Linked DNA regions of Mus musculus: region 2 is linked to region 1. A link is a loop called in an ENCODE intact Hi-C map of the cell type or tissue named here. Cell type or tissue: left cerebral cortex. All regions are shown on one strand.

What was found. A loop is a pair of places that touch in the nucleus more often than their neighbours do. Peaks named below come from ENCODE experiments on the same cell type or tissue, not always from the same donor. Only the 100,000 strongest peaks of a DNase experiment are listed, where the experiment ranks them.
Region 2: a loop joins it to region 1, with 10 times the contacts of the local background. A loop is called at or near these places in 39 of 42 quality-filtered maps.

What each region holds. Positions count from the first base shown.
Region 1 is chr4:130,786,678-130,794,677 of GRCm38, reverse strand. It overlaps Sdc3 (syndecan 3), which reads right to left and starts at 2,141. Exons shown (of 5, transcript NM_011520.3): 1 at 1,876-2,141. The coding sequence starts at 2,007. Gm12972 (a long non-coding RNA gene) reads right to left here. Exons shown (of 4, transcript XR_001784548.2): 3 at 7,787-7,859; 4 at 6,675-7,210. In left cerebral cortex, CTCF peaks have their summits at 4,302 (motif pointing left) and 4,939; DNase peaks (open chromatin) are centred at 1,641, 2,011, 2,516 and 4,298; H3K4me3 peaks cover 2,493 bases; H3K27ac peaks cover 1,291 bases.
Region 2 is chr4:130,944,450-130,952,449 of GRCm38, reverse strand. Matn1 (matrilin 1, cartilage matrix protein) reads right to left here. Exons shown (of 8, transcript NM_010769.2): 1 at 7,921-8,000; 2 at 6,275-6,621; 3 at 2,293-2,515; 4 at 1,036-1,161; 5 at 195-611. Among named protein-coding and RNA genes, the nearest start is that of Matn1, 4.1 kb to the right of the region's middle. In left cerebral cortex, a CTCF peak has its summit at 4,881 (motif pointing right); a DNase peak (open chromatin) is centred at 4,904.

The sequences.
Region 1 (8,000 bases):
ACCTGGGCTTCTGATCTAGCCTCAGCCCTCACTGAGAAGCATCCTTTAACCCTTAGCTTTCCAGGCCAGGTAACAGTGCAGAGAGTCCTTCCTCTACAGTCCCAGCCCCTCCCTGGGAGGACAGCATGCTTGCAGAGAGAATACCTCTTGAGACCCATCCCTACCACAATCTCTCCCCTCGCTCAGCCAGGTCACCATCTGGGCATGCCACTCAGCATCAGTCTCAATCATGCCAGCTCCACTTTGCCCTCACACCTACCTGGTTGAAGCCCTACTATGTGCTGAGTCCTCAAAAATCTCCCTGAATCCTTTCACTACGGGTAGAATGTGTATTATTCCTTCCTAGGGACAGTAGCTCCAGTGAAGCCATTTGTCCTGAGCCCTTTGTACTCAACACCAAAATGCCTTCAAAGGTGCCTCTGTGTCCACTCTGCCTCCCCGGAGGGCACCCTTAGTCCGTCTTTGCAGAGAGGAAAGCTGGGACTCAGAGGAGTGGCCAGGCTGGCTCAAGACCTCACTGTGATTGGGTGGTGGTCTTCACTGGACTTTGAAACCAGATCTTTGATGTCAAGGGTAATTTTCTATAATGCTGCTGAAAAGCAGTTCCCACTGCCAGTGTGGGTAGTGCTGCCTTTTGCTCAGGAACCTCTCCCCTCACCCCATCAGGAAAAAAAGGAAAAAGAAGAAGAAGAAGAAGAAGAAGAAGAAGAAGAAGAAGAAGAAGAAGAAGAAGAAGAAGAAGAAGAAGAAGAAGAAGAAGAAGAAGAAGAAGAAGGAGAAGAAGAAGAAGAAGAAGAAGAAGAAGAAGAAGAAGAAGAAGAAGAAGAAGAAGAAGAAGAGAGAGAGAGAGAAGAAGAAGAAAAGAAAAGAAAAGAAAAGAAAAGAAAAGAAAAGAAAAAAAGGGCAAGGCATGAACCGACCACCAGGTACTATCTTGGGGTCCCCTCCCCAAAGCTAACAGTTGTCAGGGCAGCTCAGAGTCTTGCCTGCCTCCCTACAATCTGGCCACCTTGCTTAGGAGAGAAGGGGCGTGCCGGCCAGCCTGGGCTCTGGTGGTCATCTGAGTGGGTAGGGACAGCCATTGCTCCTGGAGTCAGCCACATGGGGGTAGGACCTAGAACTCCCCAGCTCACTCAGCCCACATTTAGACACCTGTCAACTCAGAACTCACTTGGGAGCTGGGTTCCTCAGAGCAGGGACCCGGCTCATCCACCTGCAGGACCGACCCTCTTCCTCCCGTTCTGCTAGTGAAACCAGAACCAAGTTCAATCCCTTAGCTACTTCGGTTTCTCAAAGGGACAGTCAGGGGTCACCTGGTACCCACCTCTGATGGCACACACACCCATGTCTTCTGGGGTGGGAGCTGAGCCAGGTCCACCATCGCTACACACCTGCACACACATACGTGTGCTTTCACACAGGTCCATGGGTCAAAGCACACACCCCCTCACCCACAGTCACACAGCCTTGGCCATGGTGGAACACAGCGTGCAGAATGGGTCACCCTAGTGTGGAGCGGGATGCGGATGCCATCCAGCCATATGGACAGAGCCTCTCCCGTGCCCACACCCACAGGTGCCCACGCACCCTTCTTAGAAGCAGACACACACACACAGGGTCACCCTCATTCACCCTCGCGGGTCACCTTCATCGACCCACCCCCTCCTCCTCCAATGCCCCCAAGGCCCTGCAGGCAGCTTGGGATGGAGTGGGGGTGGGGAGAAGGCGACCCCAGCGGATACCGGACGCACACGCTTCCCGGCGGGGAGGGGACCCCATGAGACCGGGACACACCCAGCGCGGCACGCGCGACGAGGGGACACGCAAAGACACGCGGGGTACACGCTGGGGACCCTCTTGGGGCCCATCACTCACCCCCGCGGCGCGGCCGGCCAGCAGCAGCAGCAGCAGCGGTGGCAGCAACAGCCCGCGGGCCCCGGGCGCATGGGTGGCGGTGTCCACGCGCTGCCCCTGTGCGGTCCCGCGGCGCGGCGGCCCGGGCTTCATGGCGGCCTTTGTTCGCGGCGCGGGCTGCGCGGGACCTGCGCTCGGCTCCTCGGCCGCCGGCTCCGCCTCGCTCGTTCGTTCGCTCGCTCGCGGCTCCGCGCCCACAGCGGCCGCGCCCGCAGGAAGCGTCGCCGCCGCCGCCGCCACCGCCGCCGCCCCCCGCGCAGGCGGGGCGAGCAGGAGGGCGGGGCCGCGGCGACACCGGCACGCGACACCGCCCCCGGCCTCAGTTTCCCCCCGCGCAGGGGGGGGGGGGCGAGGGGCGTTGACGTCTGCCCCCCTACTGTGGATCCGCGAAGCACGCCGTGTGCGAGCCGCGGGAGAACCTGCTCTTCCAGACAGCACCCCGGGTCTCTCTGCTCCCAGTAGGGTGGTGTCAGAGGACCCCGACTCGGGGTTCCCCCTGGTCCTCCTGAGCTTCTCCTTGGCCTGTTTGTCTGAGAGACACAGGCCCCTAGCCACCCTGAGTTCAGGAAGCAGGGGCTTGGGTCAGCTACAGGCACGCATGGCGAACACCAGCACGCGTCTGCTGCTCACACGCTGGTGAAGTCTCCAGTTTCCCATTCACAGGGGCTCAGTTGCACTAAGGGGTCTCCGGGGAGGCTGGTAAGGGTAGGCGTTGGTTAGTTGGCATGTGAGCTGAGCAGGACACCCTTTGATGTCCCTGCAATCGGCACTATCCATTTGATGGCCATGTGTCCTTGGAAAGAAACCCAGAGCATGAAGCTCCGCACCATATAAGGCAGAGTGTGAGATGGGTTCCCCAGAGGGAGTGAGAGGCTGGGGCATCACAGGTATGCAAGGCTTGCCTAGCTAACCTCGGTAGACATCCTGGGGGGGGGGGGGCGTCCACTCTGTGGCTTACAGATCGCTGAGAACGAGCCAAGCCTGAGTAGTAGCTGCCTGTAACCCCAGTACTCATGACTTAGGAGGCTGAGGCAGAGGGATCTCAAAGCCTGGGCTACATACTGAGTCTCTGTATTTTCAAATATAAGAGGGGAGGGAGAGCTGGTGAGAGATACAGCATACTACTTAAAGATGTAAGTGACTAGTTCCCGGTACCCACACCAGGCTAGACACAACGCCCTGTGACTCCAGCTTCAGAGGATCTAATACCTTTAGCCTCCAAGGACACCTGCATTAATGTGCAGAGGTGTGACACGCATGCCCGCGTGTGCACACATACACACGAATAATAAAAATAAATCCTTTAAAAATGATAAAAATAAATGTTGACACTTTTTTTTTAAGGAAGATGGACTTTCAGGCTGACCTTGAACTTGTGATGTAGCTGAGTATGACCTTGAACATCTATTCCTACTACCTCCATCACATCCAATTTGTGCTGTGCTAAGAACCGAACCCAGAGCTTTGTGCAGAAGGGCATGTGCTCCACCAACTGAGCTACATCCCCAGGCCCTCACAAAGAGTCTTTTAAATCAATCCCATTCGATGCGTTTTGGCATTTGAAGCTAAGATGCCTTGAAGAATACAACATGAAAAGATTGACCTGCCTAGGAATCAGGAACTGGCTTTATCACTAGCATAGCCAGGAGCTGAGGGACTCTAGCTTTGGGTTAAGCAAGTGCTTGGGTTCAAATCCTGGTTCTGACAACCATGGGCTCTGGTACTTGTTTGTACAACTTCACCTCTCTGAGCCTATTCCCCAATGTCTGATGGAAATGAAGACCATATGGGCTTCACTTATTCATTCAACAAACATATTGAATGCCTTGTGTGTACCAGGTCAGGGGACAGGCTGGGAAGCTTTTGTGAGCTCTTCCTTTTCGTGTACTGGGAGTTCAATCAATGTGGTTGGGACTGGTTCTGAGGTGCTCTCAAAGGTTTAGCTGGGCCGGGCGGTGGTGGTGCACGCCTTTAATCCCACCACTTGGGAGGCAGAGGCAGGCAGATTTCTGAGTTCAAGGCCAGTCTGGTGTACAAAGTGAATTTCAGGACAGCTAGGGATATACCGAGAAACCCGTCTTGAAAAAAAAAAAAAAAAACAAACAAACAAACAAACAAACAAAAAGGTTTAGCTGGAATCAAGAAGGAGACCCAAGGAGTGGCATGTCAACTTGGTGCAAAGAAAACCTTGGGGCAGCTGGATCTGACTGATGGGCAAAGTACTGAGCTGCCCATGCTGGGAGGCAAGCAAGGCTGACAGTGTTGCTCAAAGGAGCCTACCAGGTTGCCAGGGAGCATGGCCCAGCCTTGCCTTCCTCATTCTGCAAACCCCCTTTACTGAGATCCCGGCAGGAAGCCTTGTGGGGAATCTTGGGCTAGGAGCGCCACCTGCTGCTTGTTATAGGTATAGTCACAGACTGGGTTGAGATGCACATTTAGTCCCTGGAACATCACAGGTCACCCTGCCTATACCACCGTGTGTGTCCTTATCACATCCCCAGAACACGAATGTCTCCTTCCCTGTGCTACCCTCATCCAAACAGACTCCAGAAACTGCCTTCATCCAGCCGCAGGTCACCGGGCAAAGACTTCTTGACTCCAAAGGCAGAAACAGTCCCGACCACGCCCACCCCAGTCCTTCTGTCTTTCCTGGAACTGGGAAAGTCCAGATTTTCAGTGGACAACTGCAGGGCTCTAGCCAGGCCGCCTGTCCTCCACCCTTCTCTCTGACAGGACACCAACCCATTTTTCAGAGCTGAAGAACTGGGCAGCTGTTAAGATGACACACGCTGGAGTCACCCGGGAAGAAGGAACTTCAGTTGAGAAAATGCTTCCATCAGCTTAGCCCATAGACAGATGGGGGAATTTACTTGATTAATGATTGAGAATGTGGAAGAGCCCAGTCCACTGTGAATGGTGTGATCCCTTTGCAGATGTATAAGAAAGCAGGCTGGAGGTAGAGAGATGGCTCAGTGATTAAGAGCACTGGCTGCTCTTCTAGAAGGCCTGGGTTCAATTCCCAGCACCCACAAGGCAACTCACAACTGCCTGTAACTCCAGTCCCTGTGGGTCAGATGCCCTCTTCTGGCCTCCTTAGGCACAAATGCTGTGCACAAACATACAGGCAGGCATAACACTCTTACACATAGAAATAAATAGATAAATAAATAAATAAATAAATAAAATATTTAAGTCAGGTGGTAGTGACATGACTTTAATCCTGGCTAGTCAAAAGACAGAGGCAGTGGCAGACATACTCCTGATTTATTAAGGTCTGCCTGGTCTACAGAGTGAGTTCCAGGACAGGTAAGGCTACACAGAGAAACCTTGTCTCAAAAAAATAAAAAAGAAATAAGGAAGGAAGGAAGGAAGGAAGGAAGGAAGGAAGAAGGGGGAGGAAAGGAGGAAGAGAGAGAGAGAAAGGAAGGAAGGAGGAAGGGAGAGAGGGAGGGAGGGAGGGAGGGAGGGAGGGAGGGAGGGAGGGAGGGAGGGAAGAAAAGCAGGCTGAGCAAACCCTGGGGAACAAGTCTGTAAGTGTACATTCTCTCCTTCGGTTCCTGCCTCCAGGTTCCTGCCTTGAGCTCCTGCCCTGACTTCCCTCAGTGACTGAGGGTGACCTGGGAGCTGTAAGACAAAGTTAACCCTTTCCTCCCCACCTTGCTCTTGATCATTTTATCACAGCAGTAGAAAGCAAACTAAGAGTACACACACACACACACACACACACAAAACCCCCACCATCTTACCACCGAAGCCCAGCCAGGGGAACCTGGACCTTGGCCTCTGCTCTTACCCCCAGGATGTGTTGGGAAGTGTTTGGTGAGTGAATTAAAGAGTTACTGAGGGAGCCACAGTCTATGCCAAGGACATGCTCAGATACAGCCTAGCACGCAGCTGATCCCCACGGGCTGGCTGAGGCGTCTTTCCCCAGTCCTTTGTACCTCTGTGAAACTGTCTTCTAACTACTGGAGCCTCCACCCCCAGCAAAAAAAAAAAAAAGCTGGAGGGAATGTCACCAACACCTCACTCTGTCCAGTGCACCCCAGACTTGACTCAGGAGTGATTATCTCTCCATCTACCTCTCCCAAGGGTTTGGTCAAGCAGATGGGTCCTCAAAACCCCTGGGGAGTAGGAAAAGCTGAGATTACAGAGGGCATCTCATCACCATGCCCCCTAGCCAGTCACCCTCTCGCTCTCTTTGACTCCTCCCAGACCCAGTGCTGTGAGGACCAAGTGACTAATTCCTTGGAGAGAGCCCAGCCCACAGTGAGGGCCTTACCTGCTGGCTCTGAGGGCCCCCCACTCTTCAGTTGGAGAACCCCAGGGCTTAGAGGTCAGGAACTCGCTTCTGGCCTCACAGGTGGGAAGTGTGTGGGCCAGGATTTGAACCAGGAATCTTGACCCAGATCTTTAGAAATAAACAAGTTTACATTGTCTAGGTATGAGTATGTGAGGAGGGGACTTGGACGAAGGTGGCTTTGCAAGCCAGAAGAAGGCATCAGATCCTCTGGAGGTACAGGTAGCCATCAGATCTGATGTGACTGCAAAGACCCCAAATTCAGGTCCTCTAAAAGCATTGCAAGTTTGCTTAACTATTCAACCATCTCTGGCCTTAAAAAATAAATTAATTAATTAAAAGTAAAACTAAATAAATAGAGACGGTGTCACAATGTAACCCAGGCTAGGCTGAAATTCTTTCAGTAGGCCAGGCTGTCCTTGAGCTAACAGAGATCTGCCTGACTCTGCTTTTGAGTGCTGAGATCAAAGGCGTGCGTCACCATTGTGTAACCTCAGTACTGGATGGTCACCTTGGGACAGGGGGTCCTCACAAGCATCTCCTGCATTTTTTCAGCCCCTCCCCTCTCCTACTCAAACTTCTCTTTTACCCCAAGAGTCAGGACGGAGGTCAGCATCAAGATTTACTTCTGGGAAAGGCTTGGTGAAACAAGGCTGAGGAGTCAATGACCCCACACACACACACGTGTAGGAACTGAAACAGGATCCTAGGAGGACAGGGAGGAACCAGAATTATCTTTGCAGAACTTGGAGAGGCTCAGAGGTCATCCTTTGCCCTCATGTGGCAATCCAGCATGGGCAGCAGCTGGTAGCCACAGTGCCCAATTGTCCCTCAGGTCCATGGACATGTGGAGAAAAAAGTCCGAGTCTTCATGTCTGGGATGGCCGTGGATGGACCAGTAGAAGCCCCAAGACTCCAACCGGTCCCTTGGCAGCACAAAGAATCTGGGCCAGAGCTGCCAGAGCTGCGGGAAGGCACATGAGGGTTCCAGACCTGCAGCTGGGAAGGGGAAGGGAGATGGTGGGATGGGCTCTGGGAAGCCTGAGCTGCCCAGAGCTACCCTGAGGTAGCACAGAACCTTGAAAGGGGGTTGTTCGAGTGAGGGGCCTGAGGCCGCAGCCATACTGTTTCAACAGCCATTCCCATCCCAGCCTGGTGCCCGGATGAGGCTTTCCCCCTGGGGAAATCTAGGAGGTCTTCCTAGCAGTGGCATCTCCTGGGAGGCTGGGGCAGACAAGTGGTCTGAAGGCGCCTGGAGCATGGCCTGGAGCTTCATCCTGACGCTCCGTTAGTGCAGAGGCAGGAGCCCTATCTGAGAATCTTAGATTAAGCATTGTTGTTTTTCTTTGAGAGATGGACAGAATTGCCTGTTCCACCCCGACAGGACTCAACAGACCATAGAACAGCCCCATCCGAGCCCAGCATGTGTGACCCACTCAAAAGCAGCTGTATCTTCAAAAAGCCCCAGTGCAGGTGACTCAGAGAAGCTGCATCCCCTCCGAGTCCGGGGACAGCTACCCTACTGCAGAATGCCCCTCCACTCCGGGTTATTATTTCCACCTTATATTAACTCACACCAGAACGGGCCCCATCTCCTGAAGGTGTGGTGTGACTGGTCATTGTAACTCCTCTTCAGATGGCAATTGTCCTGTCCAAAGAGGAGAAAGTAGCTTGCCTCGACCTGCCCAGGCCACTTCATCTGTCCAGTTCACACGGAGAAAGGAGAGTCGTAGAAAGTGAGGTCATAGGTACCTTGCCACACAGTCTATAGCTGAGCTGGGGACCGGAT
Region 2 (8,000 bases), 160 kb before region 1:
CAACAAAAGGACCACTTGGTCATCAGGGGCCACGGTTGTGTCATCGATATAAGAGAGAATTGGCCTGACAAACACCTCCCTATTTGAAATGATCTGGGTTTAAAACATCAATCATAAGTCACTGAACCTAAAACTGTGCCCATGGGTGTCCCTGGCCATCAGTGGGGTCCCAAGCCGAGGAGGGCAGCACATACCAAGGTCCTTGGCCTTCCTGGCAGCGTCATTAATGTAGTCCTGGCTCCGGCCATCGGTGAAGACGATGCCCACCTTCTGGGCTCCAGGCCTTGCCCCGCTGGACACAGTGAAAGAATTATCTATGAGATACTTCAAGGCGGCGCCAGTCATGGTGCCTTTCTCCATGTAGGACATGTTCCGCACCGCGGCCTTAATGTCCTTCTTGGTGTGGAAGCGGCCGAGTGGGAACTCCTGGCGAATGGAGCTGGAGTACTGCACCAGCCCCACCTGGGCTAGCCTGTCCGACACATCTAACGTGTCCACAATCTGGTTGATGAACTTCTTCACCAGCTCAAAGTTCTCAGGCCGCACGCTCTTGGATCCGTCGATGAGGAAGACCAGGTCGGTGGCTGAGCCGCTTCCACCCCCACGGCAGACTGTGGAGGGAGGACACGGTGACAGGGAGAGGGAGCTTGAGACTATGGTCATCAGTGGCCACCATTGGCTGGGGACTCAACCACGGGCTAGCACTGGGCTCAATTCTAGCTTGTATCTCTGTATCTCCGGATTCCCTCTACAAAGCCAGAGCTCCTGGCCCCATTTTCCAACATCAGGAAACATCTGGCAAATGACACTACCTCGACACAGCCACCACCTAGTGCATTGAGAGGGTCTGGAGTCAGGAGAGAACCCTCCACAGTTAACAGGCTCTGTCCAGAAGGCAGCTGTCTACCTTGTAGATTGGTCCAGAAGCCAAGAGCAGGGTGCCTCCGATGGGTGTCCTGGGCAGCAGCCAGTCCCAGCCATCTCCCACTTTGCCCCCACCCCCAGCCCAGGGCTCAGCTGTGCCCAGCCACTCACCATTGCAGGTCTTGCCATCGCTGTTCAGGGTGAAGCCCTCATGGCAGGCACAGGTGTAGGAGCCAGGAGAACTAACGCACAGCTGCTCACAATCATGGTCCCCTGTGGCACACAGGTCGGACACCACTGGGGAGAGAAGAGGTGGCTCAGATATCACACTCACAAATGCCCAGACATCTTGGCCAAAATGCTTCTCTCTGACCATGAAGATCGGTCCTTTGCACCTTCAAGGAAACTGAAACACACACACAAACTGGATAGATCCCAGGTCCCACATTCTCAGCCCAGGGTGGAACCACTATAGTTGGAATAAAATACTCAAGGAAGGGGCTAATGTTGCTGATAAAACCAAAGGTCCTGAGAGGGTAGTGGCCACGGGAACAGTGCCGCTTTTTTGTTATGTTCACTCCAGACACCAGCACAGCAATGAATACAGCATACACAGTTCCTTCCATAAGCCTGTGGCATGCTGGAAGCTAGTGCCATATCTTGCCTTTCCACACCTGCTCAATCCTTGAAGTAAGGAACACGCTCTGAGCCACATTACACACATGGGACAGAATGGACCCCAGCTTCACCTCTGGTCCAACCCTGCATCTTCTGACCAGTCAACATGCCTAAGAAATCTTCACACAAAGACCCATCTTCCCTCTACCAAGGACTCCAAACCTTCCCAGGTCCCTCAACCCTCTCGTGTCCTAGAAGCCTTCGGTGCCAAGACCTAGCAGGTAGGCTGTGGTTGTTTGGATGTTTTATTTTTAAGGCATCCCTCCCTGGTGCCTGCAGTGTCATCTAAGACTCTTGGACTGCAGGCTGGGGACCTTCTAGAATCTGGTACCCCATATTATTGGTCCAGTCTGGGTTCGCTACTGTACCTCAGCCTGTTCTGGGTCCCACTCCTAAGTCATGGAGGCCTTAACCCTCGGCTTCACCCCTGATACTGATGCTAACAGACACCCACTAAATGACCTGGCTCTCTGATCTCACCAGTCCCTAGCCTGTCACCCTGACCCAGTCCCACCACGAAGACTAGTCCCACCCAAAGCCCACCCTGCCACTCCTGCAATGCTCCGCCTCCAGACCCGCCCTCCCACGCTTATTCTCTGTCTCCATCCCTTCTTCACCCCAACACCACCATCCCCAACTAGGCTCTGAGATTGGTGCCACAGATTCTCAGAATTAGTCAAGCCCAGGGCCAACCCCTTTGTCTAAGCCCCGCCCCCAGGCCTCTCGGCTCCGCCCCTCCTGGTCTCGAACCGCAGAAGGCCTCTTGGAACTTCTTGGCCAGCTTCTCGATGACATTGTAGCTCTCCACGTAATCCACGTGCTCGTCCTGCGGCTCGCTAGCGATCTGTCGCAGCGTAGCCTTGTCCACGCGGCCCACGCCGATGGCGAACAGCTCAATGCCACTGGCCCTCGCGCGCTCAGACACGTCCCGCACGCTGTCCTGGGGCCTCCCATCAGTCACCACGATGACAACCTGCACGTGAGGGTGGGGGCATGTGAAAATCAGCTCCAGCAAGCCGTCAGGACTGCTGAGAGAGAAGCCGGAAGTCTAAGAGGCACCGCAATTCGCTCATGGGCACCGGGCTGGTGGAAGCCAGAACACACACACACACACACACACACACACACACACACACACCAGGAAATAGATCCCAGGAGCCAGGGAGACTATCGGCTTCTTCTGACAGAGGGAGTTGAGGGCTAAGATGTCTCCCAACTCTGGTCTCTGAGGCTGTACTGGCTAGTTTTGTGTCAACTTGACACAGCTGGAGTTATCACAGAGAAAGGAACTTCAGTTGAGGAAATGCCTCCATGAGATCCAACTGTAAGGCATTTTCTCAATTAGTGATCAAGGGGGAAAGGCCCCTTGTGGGTGGTGCCATCTCTGGGCTGGTAGTCTTGGATTCTATAAGAGAGCAGGCTGAGCAAGCTAGGGGAGGCAAGCCAGTAAAGAACATCCCTCCATGGCCTCTGCATCAGCTCCTGCTCCCTGACCTGCTTGAGTTCCAGATCTGACTTCCTTTGGTGATGAACAGCAGTATGGAAGTGTAAGCCGAATAAACCCTTTCCTCCCCAACTTGTTTCTTGGTCATGATGTTTGTGCAGGAATAGAAACCCTGACTAATTGGTACCAGCAGAGTGGGGTATTCCTGTGACAACCTGACCATGTTTTGGGGAGGACTGTGGAAGGACTTTGGAACTTTGGGCTTGAAGATCCATTCGTTGTTAAGAGCTCTGTCGGATGTTGTGTAGGAGCTTGGAAGATAATGTTGAGAACACTGCAGAAGATGGAGGTCTGATTTGTGAAATTTTAGAGGGAAAATTAAAGACTCTTTTCAGGGCCATTGCTGTTTTGATTGTGAAGATTCTGTAGTTCTGGTTAGCTGGGGCTGAGGAATCAGCTGTGATTAACAAGACACCAGAACTACCAAAGCAAAAACTTTGCATTACTGGGACTATTGATGCTGGTTAGCTGGAGCTAAGAAATTAGCGGTGATTAAGAAGAGACCAGCATCATTGAGATGACATCTTCTGGGAGGTGTTTTCTGAAAGCACAAAGAGGCTGTGTTCCAGGGATGGCCAAGGTTGTACTCCTGCTGCAGTGGGACTTGGTAATATGTAAGGGTCACCCAGGTGGTACTGGTTTTGAAGGCATGAAGGGGTCACGCAAAGCAGCTGAGGCTCGGTACTGTGAGAGGCCATGGAAGGCCATTGGTGAAGGTGCGGCCTCAGTTGCAATTGAAGGCCCAGATCTGAAGGGGTCATGCAGTGTTTTGGAGATGCCAGTACCATGAGATGACCACCAAGAGCAGCAGCAGCAGTGGGGTACAGGCATCTGGAGCCTAGAGGATGATGCGTGTGCTACAAAGGGCATGGCTGGAGAAGTGACCTAAGCCCTTGGAGGAGCCCAGAAGATCGTGAGTTGGATCCCAGACATTGGACGGTTGGAGATTGACTTTTGCTTTTGATTGTGACTGTGCCCTGATATTTTCCCTCTTGGAGGAAGAAACTGTTTTAGTGGATCCCACAGTTAAGAGACTTTTAATTGTAAAAAGACTTTGGATTTTAAAAGAGATAGATATTTTAAAGAGATTGAAAATTTAAGAATATGTAAAGACTGTGGGACTTTTAAAGTTATTTAGATCTTGAGGATGAATAAGATTGTAAGGGTTGAGGCTTACTAGTGATGTTTTTGTGTGTCAAGTTGACAAGGGGTCAATTGTACTGGCTAGTTTTGTGTCAACTTGACACAGCTGGAGTTATCACAGAGAAAGGAGCTTCAGTTGAGGAAATGCCTCCATGAGATCCAACTGTAAGGCATTTTCTCAATTAGTGATCAAGGGGGAAAGGCCCCTTGTGGGTGGTGCCATCTCTGGGCTGGTAGTCTTGGATTCTATAAGAGAGCAGGCTGAGCAAGCCAGGGGAAGCAAGCCAGTAAAGAACATCCCTCCATGGCCTCTGCATCAGCTCCTGCTCCCTGACCTGTTTGAGTTCCAGTCCTGACTTCCTTTGGTGATGAACAGCAGCATGGAAGTGTAAGCCGAATAAACCCTTTCCTCCCCAACTTGTTTCTTGGTCATGATGTCTGTGCAGGAATAGAAACCCTGACTAAGACAGATGGATCTTCTCCATCAGGCAGGTTCTGGCGTCTCACCTCCTTAGACTCTGCAAACAGGAGCTCTGCAAACAGGGCTATGTGCCTTACTCACACTCAAGCTTTCTGGGGCCTCGAGCTGCTGAAACGATGGCCTCTGATCTCCCTGAGAACCCCGTGGTCAGCGTGGGTGAAAATCGCCCAGACAAGAAACTAAACCCGTGAAGTGTAGTTCTGCATAATGACCACCAGAGGGAACCCGAGGCATACAAATAAGGGTGGGCGCCTTGGACCCATAAAAGGGTCAACATCCCAAACCCAGAGAGCCAAATAACTGAAAGAAAATGTCCTTTTGTCCTCCTTTACTACCTAGGATGACGCCTACCCCTTTCAGAGAAGAAAGGACTGCCGATTGCCCCTCTCCCACAGGCCCATGCCCTGTGCCCTGGTGCCTGGCTGTAAAATAGAGCAGGTCTGGGCCAGAAGTGGGGCTCCTGCCTTGGGACCCTCTTTGCCTCTGTGAAAAGGCGTGAGGCCAGGGTGATTGAAATGACTCACCAGCAGGAGCCCCAAGGGGTCTGCTGTTATTTTAGAACACAGCACATCGTCCCCTGAGAAGCACATTCCTCCCTCCAGGGACCTGGGGTGAAACCTAGCTCCGACTCTGAGCTGTCACACTCAACACAGCCCGCTGCGGTCTCTGAGCTATAGCCCCACCTTGAGACTCCAGAAGGTGCCCGCTCCCAGCAGCCTCCCTGTCAACTCCGGTCCTTGCCTGCCGGCTCAGGCCACTAGTCTGATCTAGGGGAAACAGTTTGCTCTAGAGATGTGTGCGTTATCACCATCTCTCTTCATCAGCATCCCCTGGAGCTATTCCATCCTCTAAACAAACAAGGCCATCAGCTCCAACCCCCGGACCTCATGCTAAATCATTTGAGCAGCACCCACAGATCAGATCAGCAGCTATCTATCTGGTCTCACTTCTCTGGTGGCTAGGCAGGGCTGGGTTCCTGTGTCACTGAACATTTCTGCCACGGAGAATTTGGGCAAGTTGTTGACGATTTCTCTACCCTGGTTTCCCCATATGTAACATGGCACTCTCGGCTCTGGCGATAGTCTACAATATGCTAGAAAGTCGGGTGCGGAAGGGCGTAAGGAAGGGGTGATCCCCTGGACCAGGGTCTGGGGCAGGTAAACGGTGACTTCCCAGGCCAACAAGAGCTGAGATGGCCTCAGAGAAAAGACACTGGCTGTTCAGCATGCCCCTGGAGCCCTCCGTGGTGACTCAGGGGACTATCTTGCCTTCCCAAGCACAGGCTGGCAAAGTACACTGGTGCATGCTGGGTGCCAGGCACCCTGCTGAGCTAAGCTGCAAGAGAGGCTATCAGTGCTCCACTTCATAGGTGGGGAAATTGAGGCTCTGTGCTTAAGAATAGCACTTCTCTCGGTGGCCAGTATTAGCATAAGCACCTGGCCCGCCTCTCTCTGCTCGAGGGAAGATCTCAACCCTACCACCGCCACTTCTACAGAGTAATGTTTGCAAATGACTCTCTCGTTCCTAAAACAGCTGCTCTGAACAGAGAGGCCAGGAGGACCCTATGGCTTCATCCCAGGCTCCAACCATCCCGTGCTCCATACCTTGCTGATGTCGGGGGATCTGGCGCGTCCACCCTCAGCATCACTCAAGGCCTTGGTGATGGCGAATTGCAGAGCCAGGCCAGTCATGGTACCCGTGGACAGCGGCTGGATGCGGCGCACAGCTTGCAGCAGCGAGGCCTTGGAGCCATGGGCCCGGAGCGGGAACTCTGGTTTCACAGTGCTGGCGTAGTTGACCAAGCCCACCCTCGTGGCATTGGGCCCCACATCCAGTGACTCAATGACCTGAGACAGGAATACCTTCACCTTCTCAAACTCCACGGGTCTCACACTTCGAGAGCTATCGACAACAAACACCAGGTCCGTGGGTCGTGTCCGGCAGAGGTGCCCTAGGAGGGGGCAGTGCAGGGAGATAGAGAGTAAGGGCAGATATCAGAAGAGTTTTGCCTTGGGCTCCAGACAGCCGAGGGTGGGTCTCAGTGATTTAGGTCTCAGCTCAGTGTATAGTCTCGGGCATTCGGCTCAGCCCGTGGGGAGGAAGGCGGAAGACCCCTCTGGTCTTAGACCACATACTTCTTCTCTGCACCTCTTTGCAGGAACCTCTAAGAACAAACAAAGGCATGTAGAGACTAGCCTGACTTGCTGGCAGAATGTTAGCCAGGGGTACACTGAGGAACTAAGGCTGGCACTTCCTTAAGGGCCATCAGGGTACCTACCCACTGTCTCTTCATCAGCAAATTTGAAGTCACTTCCCTCCCGGGACAGGAAAGAAGCAGAAATTCCTGATGCCACATTGTCACCCTTGTTTTGCCAAGTGGGCCCCAAGACACCCTGACCCTAGAAACAACGTTCCTCCAGATCTCCAGCAAGGCAGCACCAGTGACTGGGAGGCGCCAGCAATGGATGGGACAGGCCTGGGCTCAGACCCTGGCTTGGCTGCTCTGTGGCCCAGGGCAGGGGGTAGCACAGTTTTGAACCTCATTTCCCATTCATACAAAGGGAGACTAAGCTGAGGGTGGATGTCCCTTCCTATAGCAGAGCTGGGCTCTGGGACAGGCTGCCCTGCCCAGCCCATGCCACATAGGAACAAGTCCATTCCCTGTTGGGCACAAAGGATCAGAAAAGGAAAGATGTGCCTCAAAGCCCTGGCATCTGAGTTTCTCGGGAGACCTTAAACGTGTTCTGTATCTACGGTGACAGATGTTTCCTGCCTGCTCAGCCTCCAAATGGAGAAGTGGGATCCAAAGGCAGAGTTGACCATATCCACGACTCTGAACCTGACCCCTTGTGGCTCTGGGGCTATCTCATGGCACAGACTGAGACAGGTCCTCCTTCTCCACCTCAGTTGCTGAGCATCTCGGGGCTGCCAGAGCCCAGCCCTGGAAAGGGCTGTGGAAACTGACCAGACACCTGGTCTCCTGCGCTGCGCTCACAGAGCCCTGGGCCTGGTGCCGCTCCTGACTCCGGCTGGCTCTTGTGGGGGCTTCTGGTCCCTGCAGCATGGTGGCCCTGAGGATCACCTGTCCTGGTGGCCTTCACTAATACCATTATCTCCACTGCCCTCCCTGAGCCGACACCCTCCAAACCCTGATTCCCATTTAGCCTCCATCTGTCTCTGTGCTCAGCCCCCCCAGGCCATTTGTCAAGGGTCACAGATCCAATGTCCCCAGCATCCATGGTCCCCTTACCTCTGGGCTGGGGGACAAGACTGAGGCTATCAGGGACCTGTAGCAGCAGCAGCAGCAGGAGCAGCAGGCTACAGAGAGCA